2 separate regions of the Homo sapiens genome follow, and region 1 is linked to region 2. Evidence: chromatin contacts called from ENCODE Hi-C or POLR2A ChIA-PET data. All regions are on one chromosome and are shown on one strand. Each heading gives the region's core, a stretch centred on a gene start or an enhancer-like site at or near the end of the contact. The rest is flanking DNA. Distances are from core to core; before and after follow the strand shown. Region 1 overlaps TMEM252-DT (TMEM252 divergent transcript). Region 2 overlaps PGM5 (phosphoglucomutase 5).

Evidence for each region. A loop is a pair of places that touch in the nucleus more often than their neighbours do. ChIA-PET counts read pairs that join two places held with the same protein, here RNA polymerase II (POLR2A). Pooled maps may share reads with other maps.
Region 1: a loop to region 2 is called in a map of IMR-90, with 2.9 times the contacts of the local background. The contact joins two enhancer-like sites. A Hi-C loop is called at or near these places in 1 of 168 maps with a recorded cell type or tissue (IMR-90), 2 of 37 single-sample maps with no recorded cell type and 2 of 50 pooled maps. POLR2A ChIA-PET finds 5 or more read pairs at or near these places in 1 of 52 experiments (T-cell).

What each region holds. Positions count from the first base shown.
Region 1 is chr9:68,563,091-68,569,715 of GRCh38, reverse strand. All of the region lies in intron 2 of TMEM252-DT (TMEM252 divergent transcript), which reads right to left. Among named protein-coding and RNA genes, the nearest start is that of LINC01506, 20 kb to the right of the region's middle. Within about 2 kb of position 1,500, at least 3 of the 41 ENCODE cell types and tissues checked have a DNase peak (open chromatin) inside an H3K27ac peak, as active enhancers do.
Region 2 is chr9:68,457,700-68,464,558 of GRCh38, reverse strand. The region is part of intron 6 of PGM5 (phosphoglucomutase 5); the gene reads right to left. Among named protein-coding and RNA genes, the nearest start is that of TMEM252, 80 kb to the left of the region's middle. Within about 2 kb of position 1,918, at least 3 of the 41 ENCODE cell types and tissues checked have a DNase peak (open chromatin) inside an H3K27ac peak, as active enhancers do.

The sequences.
Region 1 (6,625 bases), core at 251-2,750, 110 kb before region 2:
AGTTTCCATGGCAATTGTTGGAGAGCCCTGGCCTATTTGTAATGATGTGTAGTGTAGTATCTAGGGCAAAGGTGAAATTGTGGGGTTTCATTCTGCAACACCTACTGATTTTAAGCCATTCAGATGACATTTGTTGGGTTCCCATTGCCTAAAAAGCAATGTCCTAGTTATTGGGGGTCGGGTGGGGAAGAAGATATCAAAGAAACTGAAGCATTGCCTTTTCTTTATAGACATTTGCTGTATTGAGTAAACTACATATGAATAACATAAGAACACTATACAAGATATAATGAAACCAGTAAATGTGTCATTAATATAGGATTTCTTTCTTTAAACAACTGCTGTCCAATTAAGCAGTGGCCAAACCACAATCCTTAAAAACTGGGTGAATTATCAGCTTTACTTGTGGACTATGTAAGAAGTATTATAGCCCTATGGCCAAGAGAACATGTTCTGAGCAGACTGTCTGTGTTTAAATCCCGGTTCCGCTATTTATTAGCAGGGTGACCCTGTATTAGTTGTTGAACTTTGCTGTTTCTTGGTTTCCTCATCTATAAAAATGGGACTGACAATGGTATTTAGTTCATAGAGTTATTAAAAGAATAACATAAGTTAACTGGGCATGGTGGCTCATGCCTGTAATCCCAGCACTTTGGGAGGCTGAGGTGGGCAGATCACCCGAGGTCAGGAGTTTGAGACCAACCTGACCAACATGGTGAAACCCCGTCTCTACTAAAAATATAAAATTAGCTGGGCACGGTGGTGCATGCCTGTCATCCCAGCTACTTGGGAGGCTGAGGCCGGAGAATCGCTTGAACTGGGAGGCAGAGGGTGCAGTGAGCCGAGATGGCGCCATTGCACTCCAGCCTGGGAAACAAGAGCAAGACTCTGTCTCAAAGAAAAAAAAAAGAATAACATGAGTTCATTCATGAAAAAAGCTTAGCTCAGGGTAGGTAATCAGTAGGTGTTGAGTATTAGCAAGAGGTAAAATCCCTCAATGTAAGTTCCTTCACTGATTTTCAAAAGGCAAGACGCATCTGAGCTGAAGTAAAGAAAGAGCAGAGTGGTTAAGATGATACTGTTATCTAGTTGACAAGCAACTTAATCTCTCTGAGCCTCAGTTTCCTCATCTGTAAAACAGAGACTACTATACTCACCTACTATAGTCACCTCATGGAGAGAAGATGGACCCCTCACCGAAGATTTGGCTTGGATGTTGGGACTAATGATCACACACACACACACACACACACACACACACACACACACAAGGTGTGAAAAGCTTTATATTTCACACAGTAAGGCTTTCGGGGGGAAGTAAAGTGAGCTTCCAAGAGGTCCAAGAATGGTTTAAGGGAGTGGGAAACGGAGGCTGGCCTTGGGGTTTTGTGGAGGTGGGAGAGTGGGGCTGGGCGAAGCTTCGCTCTTGCAGCTGGGTTTACATGGATGGGATGTCCCACCAGCACCACAGGAGGGCGCACCTGTGCTCTTTCATCAGCTTGCCCAGATGTGGGGCAGAAGTGGGAGGGTTTGGTGGAGTTTGAAAGCTTTCATTGGCTAAACATCAAAAATGCCGGTGATTCTTTATCACACCTCCATAGAGCTTTGCTGTGAGGATTAAATGAGATTACACAGACTCTGTCTTTAATTTAGTAGCTGGTAAACAGTAAATGCTCAATAAATGTTACCCTGTGAAATAAACTTTTTTTCTTAAAAAACTTCAACTTTTAAAATGTCTCCTAAAAAATACAAGAAGCAACACCTGCTTTTTCTTTGCTCTACTTGTTTATACTAGATTTGTTTTGAAACTTCAATATAATCTCTACATGTGAAGAAAAAATTACCAGCAGTCCCCCAGCGATGAAAAGGCTGTGTACTAAGCATTCCGTTTTAAATTGATTGTCACTTGGAACACTCTTTCCCATAGAAACAATGTTATAAATAGAGTTAAGTTCCCAGAGGGACCCACAAATTCTTCTTAAAGTGTAACATAGCTAAAATAGTCCTTGACAGAGCAGGAAACTGAACCCTAGATCACCACCTGGGCCTCTCAGAATCCCAGACTCCACTGGCTCAAGGTGACCCTGGGTGAGACTCGACCCCAGGATTTGTGAAAACCTTGACAAAGAGAAGCTGGCTGAGTAGGATCTGAATTGAGCACAGTGTGTTTGGTGGGACCCCACTGGCAGTGATGACTGCACTTCCCAGCAATCCCTAAATTGGACTCTAATGGGATCATCTTGTTGAGCCTCAGATCTGTCCCACAGCCCTGTGGGTGGAGTGGGGCTTGTCCTTAAGGGAAGGGAAGCTCTTATTCCCAGCCATCCTAGGAAGAGGTCAATCCAAAGGCAAGAAATGAACTGTGGTGGGCCTTAGCCTAGGGTGAGGGGACAACATGGTCCTTTTTCCTGGAGTTAGGGTCTGAGGCGTGGGGAGGCCTGGAGTGGGTGGTTGGGCAGAACTGACTCTGGTTACAGGGAAGATGCCAGGACCATGTCATGAGCCAGCTCAGGAACCCACCCTAAAATGGATGTGGGCCTATGTCAAGGAGGAAAGTTATTTTTTGGTGCTATCTCTCTAGTTTCTACCTCCACGTGCAATGGCAGAGCTTGGCTCTTCTGAGGTGTGGGGAATTATGGGAGGTGAGGTTGGGTGGAAGAGATGTCAGCAGCACTGTGAAAGAGGGGATCTGAGGATGGAAGATGGTGAGCTTCAGAAGGGAAGAGCAGCAGTGTTAGCCCAGCTGAGGAGGCAAAGGACAGCAAGGGCACACCTGCAGAAGCAGAAAAACATCAGCACCTCACACAGCACTTACGATGTACCAGAGACTTTTCCAGGCATTTTATAAGCATATTCAAACCTGTTAACCACCCTATGACACATTATTAGTACCCCCTTTTACAGATGGGGAAAATGAGGCATGGAGAAGTTAAATAACCTGCTCAATATCAGACAGCCAGTAAGTGACGGAGCCAGTAATTAAGCATTGGCAACTTGCCTCCCGAGGCTGGGGTCTTAACCAAATAATTTATTCTCTTCCATACACAATCATTCACCAGGGACAGCCCCAGAAATATTAATACATGGAAAGGCATTGAATAATACACAAATGAAGTTAGTGAATTAGGGCTTTTTAACACAGCAAGTTCTATGTGTATAAAGTATATGAGGCAAACAATAAAACCCCTTGTCAAATCTGAAAATTTCTAAATAACTTACTTTATGTTTAGGAGTACTGTTGTCTTACAGGCACTTCTGGCTGGAATATACATCTTTATATATCTAATGTTTCCATGTATCTATCTTTTTAAAAACACACTCAAGGGTCTACATGCATGTCTAACTGGTAAGGATTTTCTTTTTTAATAATCATCATCTGGCTGGAATTTTTAACTAAACCCATGTCAGTTGAGTGATATTATGTTTTTGTGAAAGCATTGTCGAGAGGATGTCTAGAATAGTTCATTATTAATGTTCCTCTGACAACATGCCACAAAGGATTTTAGAGAAAGACTTTTGATGCTCATTCTCTTAAAACCATTTTCTTTACCTACTATTCATATAAACACCCATCAAAAGCCTCATATTATTTCATTAACTGCAATCTTGTTACTCAATCTTTCAGTAACCAGTAATATAAGTCATGAGGCGACTTGCCTACTTGTTAGAACCAATTTTTTTTTTTTTTTGAGACGGAGTCTCGCTCTGTTGCCCAGGCTAGAGTGCAGTGGCGTGATCTCGGCTCACTGCAAGCTCCGCCCCCCGGGTTCAAGCGATTCGCCTGTCTCGGCCTCTCAAGTAGCTGGGACTACAGGTGCCTGCTACCACGCCCGGCTAATTATTGTATTTTTAGTAGAGATGGGGTTTTACCATATTGGCCAGAACTCCTGGTCTCGAACTCCTGACCTTGTCATCTGCCTGCCTCAGCCTCCCAAAGTGCTGGGATTACAGGTGTGAGCCATGGTGCCTGGCCAGAACCAAACTGAAATGTAATATCCCAGGTCGTAAGTTCAGACTTTACTTCCTCCTGTCGTTTCTGCACCCAGAGGTGATGGTCTGAAGAAGAAAGTCCTTTGGAAAAGTGAAAGTTAGCATAAGCATAGAACTTACTTCCACATCAACTGATTGGGTGGTCTATGTATGATAACGATGACAATGCCTGGCACCTGGTAAGCAATTATTTATTACGATTATTAAATCATCAAATGGCTATTATTATTATTCCTTTTGGGGTCAGTGCTCTCTACTTCGTGGCTGTAGAGATTTTTGTTTGTTTCGTTTACTGCAGAATTGCGAGTGCCTCTTAGAGTAGTACCTGTCACATAATAGGGACTGAATAAATATTTGTTGAATATTAGTTAACATAGCTTTACACCAACCTAATCTACTTATGCATGGGGCAATTTGTGGACAGCAGGGCTATCCTTACCTCATTTCCTTTCTTTGATCCCATTTAAGTTCAGGTCTGCCCAAGTCCTGACCTCTGACTATATCCAGTTTTCATCTGTGCTACTTCCTTTTGGACTTTCAAATTAATCCTGATTTCCTTGGTTTGACCATGGTACCCTATAACAAGTGACACTCTGTTCTTTTCCTGCCTGGTTACTTAAGGGAGGAAATCCTGCCCTACCTCTCACCTTGAGAACAAACTCTACCTCCAGCCTCACTGATTTTTTTCAAATATTTATCAACTACGTAGCAGGCAATCTGCTAGGCTCTGGGGACACAATGAAGAAGAAGAAAGGCAGGTTCCCTAGCCTTTGTGGGATTGGGCTGTAATTTGTTTTCTTAATATATTAATACCCAGAGGTGGGAAGGAACAAAGCCAGGTTCATCCAATGAACAGGTTGCAGAGCCATGAAGAGAGAGAATACGGCCACACTGATTAGGCACCCAGCCTGGCTTCCTGACAAATAGCCTCACCGAAGCAAGTGACCCCCTTACCACTACCCTCTCTCCTCTCTCTCTCCTCGCTTGTGTTCCAGCTGCACCCCTTTCCCATTCTGAATTGTCCAGGTTATGTGTCATGGACCATGATAGAATGACTCATCTTTTCAGAGGGCACCCATCTGCATCAGATTCCACATCTTGGGTTGCTATGTCTTGAGTTGCTAAAATAAGAATCAGAATGTTTCTTATTCTTTGCTCTCTGTGAGTCAAGCCTTGGCCACCAGAAAAGCCCTGGTTGCCCTAAAGAACTTGGAGTCAGCCGGTCACAGTGGCTCACACCTGTAATCCCAGCACTTTGGGAGGCCGAGGCAGGTGGATTACCGGAGGCCAAGAGTTCAAGACCAGCCTGGCCAACATGGTGAAACCCCGTCTCTACTAAAAATACAAAAAACATTAGCCAGGCATGGTGGCACATGCCTGTAATCCCAGCTACTCAGGAGGCTGAGGCATGAGAATTGCTTGAACCCAGGAGGCGGCAGTTGCAGTGAGCCAAGATTGCGCCACTGCACTCCAGCCTGGGTGACAGAGTGAGACTCTGTTTCAAAAAAAAAAGGAGAACTTGGAGTCAGTAGGGCAAAATTGTCCTTCTTTGACCTAGAAGGCTATTGTGTTTATGTTCCTCAGGATGCAAAGGGAAGATGAAAAAAGGAGCTAATGATCATTCTACATTTACTTGTGTCTACGGGCACCTTATGAAAATTACTTTTAGACAGATGCTATGTCTTTCCCCTAAACTAGTGGTTCTACAACATTACAGAATGCCCTGGAAGGCTTGCTAACATACAGATGGCTGGGACCAACTCCCAGACCATTTTTTTGGGTTTTTTTTTTTTTTTTTTTTTTTTTTTTTTTTTTTAGATGGAGTCTTGGTCTCTCGCCCAGGCTGGAGTGCAGTGGTGCAATCTAGGCTCACTGCAACCTCTGCCTTCCGGGTTCAAGCGATTCTTGTGCCTCAGCCTCCCAAGTAGCTGGGACTACAGGTGCATGCCACCATGCCCAGCTAATTTTTTGCATTTTTAGTAGAGATGGGGTTTTGCCATGTTGGCCAGGCTGGTCTTGAACTCCCGACCTCAGGTGGTGTGCCCGCTTCGGCCTCCCAACGTGCTGGGATTACAGGCATGAGCCCACTGTGCCTGGCCCAACTCGCAGTTTGTGATTCAGTGGCTCTAGATTCAGTGGAACCTGAGAATTTGCCTTTTAAACAAATTCCCAGCTGATGCTGCTGCTGCCGGACAGGAGACTACATAATCCTCAACAATCCCACTGTTTCCATTGTTCCCTAAATAAACAATCCAGACCTAGCAGGCTTGTATACTTTCTCTTCCATGCCCTTTTGGTACCTTTGTACCTTAAATATCAGGGAGAATGCTGATTTGCTTCGTATACCAGGGACTTAGTAATGCTTTGTCCACCAAATATCTCACACCTGAGACCCCAGGGAAGTTGCGTTTCAGTCTCTGATGACCAACACCGCATACCAAGTTTCTCCTTCCAAAATTGGGTTGGAATGTTGGGTTGTTTAAAGTTTATTCTTATGAAAACCCCATGATAACACAAAAATAAGCTCCACAAACTCTTTTAAAGCTTTTCTTTGACACATTGATTCCACATTGCATTTCCAGAAATTTGTGTGTTTTAGAAGATACCATCAAAGTTTTATCTCATCATAATTATA
Region 2 (6,859 bases), core at 669-3,168:
GTGGCCCCTGTTCTCTGCCAAAGAGAAATGTGTCACCCCAAATCATGTTCCCATGCCTGGGTTAATCCACATGCAATGACTGGTATAAAGGGATATATAAAGGCCTGGCCTCCTTGCCCAAATTTTGCACAACTCTAGAGGGCCATTTCAGCTCCAGAGCTCCCCACAAGTTGGCTGAGGCCTTTGTTGTGACTGCATTTCAATCCAACTTCTCTGTGTTCAATCCTCCTTCCTCACTCCCCTATAAGTTTTGATCTTGAATGCAACTTTGATCTTAAAGGCAGAAAGGAATAAACTTCCTGAAAGCAAATATCTCTTAGAGCTGCTTCCTGGGGAACCTAGTGTGCAATGTTGCTCAACAGGGTGTATATATAAGATTTTACAAGTATGATCATAGAATCACAATTTGTAATAACTGAAACAATCCAAATGTCCATCAAAGTAGAATGGACAAATAATTTGTGATATACAATGTAATACCATAAATCCTATTGTGCAAACTATTGCCGCATGCAACAATTTGAATGAATCTCATAAATATAACCCAGACAGGATCTGGCTTATGATGGTTTGACTTACAATTTTTCCCCTTTATGATTGGTTTATCCAGATACAATCCCATCGTAAGTTGAGGAGCTCCTATGACTTATGGTGGGGTTGTGGTTTCTACTGAATGGCTATTACTTTTGCACCATCATAAAGTCAAAATTCTTAAGTTGAACCGTCATATGTCAGAGACTGTCTGCTGTATTGCCAGCATTAAATGCATTTTTGACTTAACAATATTTTTGACTTAAGATGGGTTTATCAGGATGCAATGCCATCTTAAGTCAAAGAGCATCTGTATTAAGTAAAAGAAATCAGTAACAAAGGTGTATATACTGTATTGTTCCACTTAGATAAAATTAAAAAACAGCGAAAACTTATCAATGCTGTCAAGTTTCAGGCTCAGAGAAGTCAAGTTTTTGTTCAAAGTTTCACAGAGGTAAGGGGCAGTGCTAGAATTGGGACCCAGATCTGCTTAATTTCTCCTCATGTTCCATTCCATTACACCATCCTGTCTCTTCAAATGTCTTAGTGCTTCATGAAGGATGTAGATCTCAAAGCAGGCTAGGGAATGAGCTGGTACCACAGACATTGGCCTGAAGAGTTTCATCTTCCCCAGAGCTAGCAACTGAAAGAGAAAAACACCAAATGCCTACGAACAGCAAGATTTAGTTATTTGAAGGCTGTGAGTGCAGGGGATGACCGTAGAGTGGGATCAATGAGGGTCTTGAGAAAGAAGAGGAAGAAAGACAAACACAGGATAAAATACGCCGCATAGTAATGATTCCTTTAGGTTGGCTTTGTGGTCAAATAAGGAAAAAAAAAAAAAACATCTAGAAACTCTTGCCATGGGAAGGTGAACACCTCCCTTTTCACAAACCCCAAATACAATGAATGTGCTCAGGACTGAAAAACTGTGGGCTGCCTCTTCCAGTTTGCATTGAAAAGCACTTTTCAGGTGGTCAGCTGTTACTTCAAATATTCCGTCTTCTCTCTTTTTCAATGGTTTAAGAAAGATATAGAATCATGCTTACATTCTGGTAGGAACAATGAAAGAAACCACCCACAAACTATACAGCAAAGGTAAATTTTCATTTACCTTTATAATAACATTATTTTCATGGTCAGAAGGCTATGGAAGGTCAGAATAACATGAATTTCATCATCAGAAACTCAAGGAAGAGAGAATAAGTCACACAGAAGCCTTCTGGGGCAGCACATAGTCAAGCCTGGGTCAAAGTTAATTCAACAAAGATGAATGCATATGGATAACAAATAAAATGCGCAACATGGGGCAGAGGTGAGGGTGAGAGGGAGGGTACGGGGTGTGGGGATGTATGTTCTCTGACCAAAACATTCTTGTAGGTTCAAAGCCAAGTTGGCAGGTCTGAAGGGAGGGAAAAGGATTTCCCCAGCTCCCACCCTTTCCAATTAATCAGTCAGGAGGTCATCAAGCTGAAAGCTGCGGCTGGATTTTAAAGGACCGGATACTTTTATAACTATGAGCCACAGTTGCAGCTATCCAAGCCAAAATAACAATATGGGTAATCAAATTCCAGGATCCTGGGTATGAGTTAATTGTGTCCTAGGGTCAAAAAGGAATTTCCCTCTCTCCTCCCTCTCCTGAACTTGGGATTCATCCCAAACACAGCATTCAGCAGATACCATGCATTAGATGGGTTTTTGGCAGAAAGCCCCTGGAATCTCTGAAATTCTCTAGTACAAAAGCTGAAAACGAAGCTGCCCATGCTGAGGGGCTGAACCCTTCTCCCTAACTGCTTGCCATTGTGTCGGGGAGATAAACATGAGAACTCACTTCCTAGGAAAGGCCAGAGTGTGAAGGGAAAAAAAGAAAGGTAACCTGGGCCACATTTTTTCCTGCGAGTGAGAAGGAGCCTGAAAACTATGCTGGATATAACTCTTTAGTCAGAATTTTAAAACCTCCTAAAATGTGACGTAGGTTGGAAATTGCATCAACCTAGCTTTCCAACAGTTTCTCCCACACTACTCCCTATGTATTCTATGCTGCTAACAAGATGAATGATTTCCTATTTTCCAAATATGCCCTTAAATTTTGTTGTTGTATACTGCCCAGTCCTTCTTTATGCTATTCATTTTTCCTGGATTAATCCTCCTTTCCCACGTCTGTCAGAATACTTCAAGTTGCCTGAAGACCTACCTTAAATGCTTTTCCAGCATAAAGCCTGTTATTCCATTTTGTGCTCTTATAATGGGATAGCTGATACTAGATAATTTATAAAAAATAGAAATTTATTTCCCACAGTTCTAGAGGTTAGGAAGTCTGAGATCAAGGCACCAGCATCTGGTGTGGTGAAGGCCTTCTTGCTGCACATGGCAAAGGCAGCAGGAAAAGCTAGCCAAATGCTGTGTAAAGGCTTTTTTTATAAGGGTCTTAATGCCATTAATGAGGAAGGAGCCCTCCTGGCCTGAACACCTCTTAAAGGCCCTATCTCTGAATACTATCACATTGGCAACACCTGAATTTTGGAGGGACTGAAGTTCCAACATGAATATTGAAAGTGACAAAAACATCCAGACCATAACAAAACCTGTGGCAACGACTGCTACGTGGTCAACAATCCATCTCATCTTTTCAGACACACAGGTGGACTGTAGTTCTCAACCTCCCTTGAAATTAGCTGTGGCCATGTGACTGAGTTCTAGCCAATGAAACTCAAGTTCTAGCCAATGGAACTCCTCTTTCAGATCTGGTTATAAGATCTTTCCATTTTCCATGTTCTTTCTCCTTCTGCCAGCTTGATGTGGACAAGCCCAGCAATCTTAAAAGCCATGTGTTGAAGGCGGCTGACCCACGAGAGGGGAGGACCTGGATCTCTGAATCACCATTTGGAACAGAGTCAACTATGAATCAGGAACACCTGTTTTTAACTTTAGGGGATTGAAAACACCTTTTTATGTGTTTGAGTGGTTATACATCTTGGGGATATTTTTATAGTAGCAGCGACACTATCTTAATGAGTATAGTCCTTTCCTCATCACTGAAATCAATCCAACGTGACCCTTCCTGCTGCGGAGCTTCCGTGGTATGGGTCTTTATGTTCACATTGTTCTTGAATATGCTGTGTGCTTACTGAACACTTTCCCTCCACACACAAACACTATCACCACCACCAATGTGCTAGAACTTCCATGAGCGCAGGAATTGCATCTTGTATGTCTTCATGGCTCCTTCAATGTCTAGAATAAAACAGTGCCTCTCCAGACTTGCCCTCAATAAATGCTATATGATTTCAGTTGACTAATAAATATTATTTAAGGAGTTGTTAAAAGGGCTGTTAAATAGCAGGGGACTAAGTAAATCTATTTTATGGTCTTTGACTCTTGTAGCTTTCTTTAAAATATAAAGTCATTTCTGCATGCTTTATCTAAATTAGTCACTTTGAGAAAAAAGAATTTCTCCAGGTATGAATTAGTGAGGCTATCAGGATGTGGCAAAGGCATATCTTAGAAAGACAGTTCTTACAGAATGAGGGGCAGTGACTAAATGATCCTCAAAGGTTTGAGGAGCAAAAGGATACATTATTTTTATCTGACCAGTCTGATGGTCACCCTACCCTTATGTGATCAAACAGGATAGTAGATACAAAAGTACCTTAAAAGTGCCCTGAAAGCTCACTAAGCACAGGGGTGCTGACATATCCACCTTTGCACCTCCAGTGTCCTGGCCAGTGCTTGCTCATAGTAGGTATTCAAATATTTATTAACCCAAAGCACTATATCATTATGTATGATAAGAGTCTACCAGAATATCATATATTGATGGCTCTGTTTACCTTGCAAGAGAGTAGCCAAAAAAACACAGACTGATCATATCAAGTGTGTGAGGCATATCCAGCTGCTCTTGGAATCCTACTTCAAGAAAGTTGTGATAGATTTAAAGAGCACAAGATCCAGGTCTCTCTTCCATTCCTCTATCTTCAAATGTCCACTTTCTTAAGAGCCAAGAAGGGCCCATGGTACTATTTTCTACACACTGAACTCTCAGACCCCTTTTAAGACCCTCAAATACACAGATTAGAAAAAGATATTTGCATCGTATATATCTAACAAAGGACTTACATGCAGTTTATATTTTAAAAACTCTTATAAATTAGTTTTTTTTAAAGGCAGATAACCTTAAAAAAATAGGCAAAAGTTTTGAACAGGCACTTTACAAAAGACCATATTCAAATAACAATTAGCATATGAAAAGATCACTAGAGATCAGGGAAATGCAACATCACTAGAGATCAGGGAAATGCAAATTAAAACCACAGTGAAATATTACTATGTATCCACAAGACTAGCTGGAAAGAGTGGTACGGCCAAGTGCTGGTAAAGATGTGGAGCCCTAATGTACTGTTGAAGGGATGCAAATTAGTACCAACTGTGGTGTATTTATTTAATGTGGTGTATTCACACAAAGGAGTACCATAGAACAACAAAAATGAACTGCCTGCCATTAGATGAAACAACAAGAATGAATGTCATACTCATAACATTGAGTAAAATAAGCCAGACCCAGAGGAATATACACTCTATGATTTCATTTATGTACCATTCAAAAATAGACAAAACTCATCATTGATGGGAAAAGTCAGAATAGTGGTTACGTCTCAGGAGGAGAGAGAATAAATGATCAGAATGGGGAACAAGGAAGCTTCAGGTGCTATTCTGTTTCTTGATCCAGATGGTAGTTACACGGGTGTGTTCATTTGGTGAAAAATTCCTTGAAGTAAACATTTATGAGTTGTGCCTTTTCTGTATGTCCATTATACTTCAATTAAAAGTATATTTAAAAGAAAAAGCTCTCTGCAGTGTTTATGACTAAGTGCATGTTTGAATTAGTGATGTTTACACAATCCCAAGAAACAAACTACTGAAGATGGAGTTTAATAGCATCCTGGATATGCTGGTTAATGTCTAACAGACATTAAACACAACAGCCCTCAAGTTAGCTCTTCAATATTTTCACATTGATGAGTTCACTCCCAGATCCCTTCTTTGATGTCTAGCACTGCTGGCTGGGGCTGCTGTATGGTAAAAGGCTTATATGAGTTTGCACTTTAAAAGCCTTTTCAAGAAAGCCTACCTGGTTCATATATGAATGAGGCAGAGTTCAGCTAAACCTGGTTTTCTAATAGCAATCTTAAAATCTACTCTTAAACCCATTTTTTGGATGGAACAACTCACACTTTCAGGTATTAATAAAATGAACATAAAACATGAGGCTATCAAAATAAGATAACTACAAAAGTTTTTCAACCATATATATAAATTTTAGCACAGTGCTATTCAATCCTGGGGCCTCCATTATTTCAGCCTGGTCTAAACTTCAAAATCCACATATTAAATAACCCCTGCCTTGCCTGTCTTATCAGAGAGGTTGTGAGGTTCAAATGGGATAGTATATAATTTTGCAAAATGGCCTACAGAGTTGCGATATTATCACTGCTCTTAGTACTGGACATTTCACTTAAACCAAAGGGAACTAAATATATCATTTAAAGAATATTTAAAAGAAAAAGCAAAAGATAACTGCATGTCTCATAGTATCTCTAAACTTCTAGAGTTTGACCAATTATAAAACAAATAAAGGTGGACCCCAACCCCATGGGCCTTTGCCGCTTTACCTAGAAGCTTCTCCACTTTCATTTTAGGTAGGTGTCATGGGGAAAAGAAGAGGACTCTTCCCAGTTAGATCTTAAATTTTGTTAGGCAACATAGGCAGGCAGATTTCTGAAAATCCTAACTTTAATTGAAAGAAGAAAAACTTGGCTTTAGGAAATTGACCAAAGATCCAAGAAAAAAAAAATGTAAAATTGAAACTACCACAGGTTCACTCTCTTCAACTGTTAAATAATCTGGACCCCTACATCTGGGGAATTAACAACTGTCTGTGTTTACAGCCTTGATGCTTGAGCACTTTAATGTAAGCTGTTCCTGGCTCTGGTTATTTTCAAAGAAAATACATTGCCGAGGGTCTAGGGCTGGGGAATTTTAAGTCTCAAGTGCTCCAGCTAAGTTGAGAGATAGTCAAGAGCTAATTGTCAGCTATCCTTCAGGCTTCCATGAGATTGTTCCCAGACTAGCAAGACATGAATCATCTTCTTATCTGTTTGTTTTGTTTTGCTTTGCTTTGTATTTTCCAAGTTATACAGACCTCTTACTGAAGCTTAAAAAAAAATGACTTATATAATACTCTTGGAAGATTTAAAATCAGTTCATTCACTCCTATAAACTAAAAGTGATAATTACTGACATGACAGCTCCAACCCAGGAGATAAAGCAT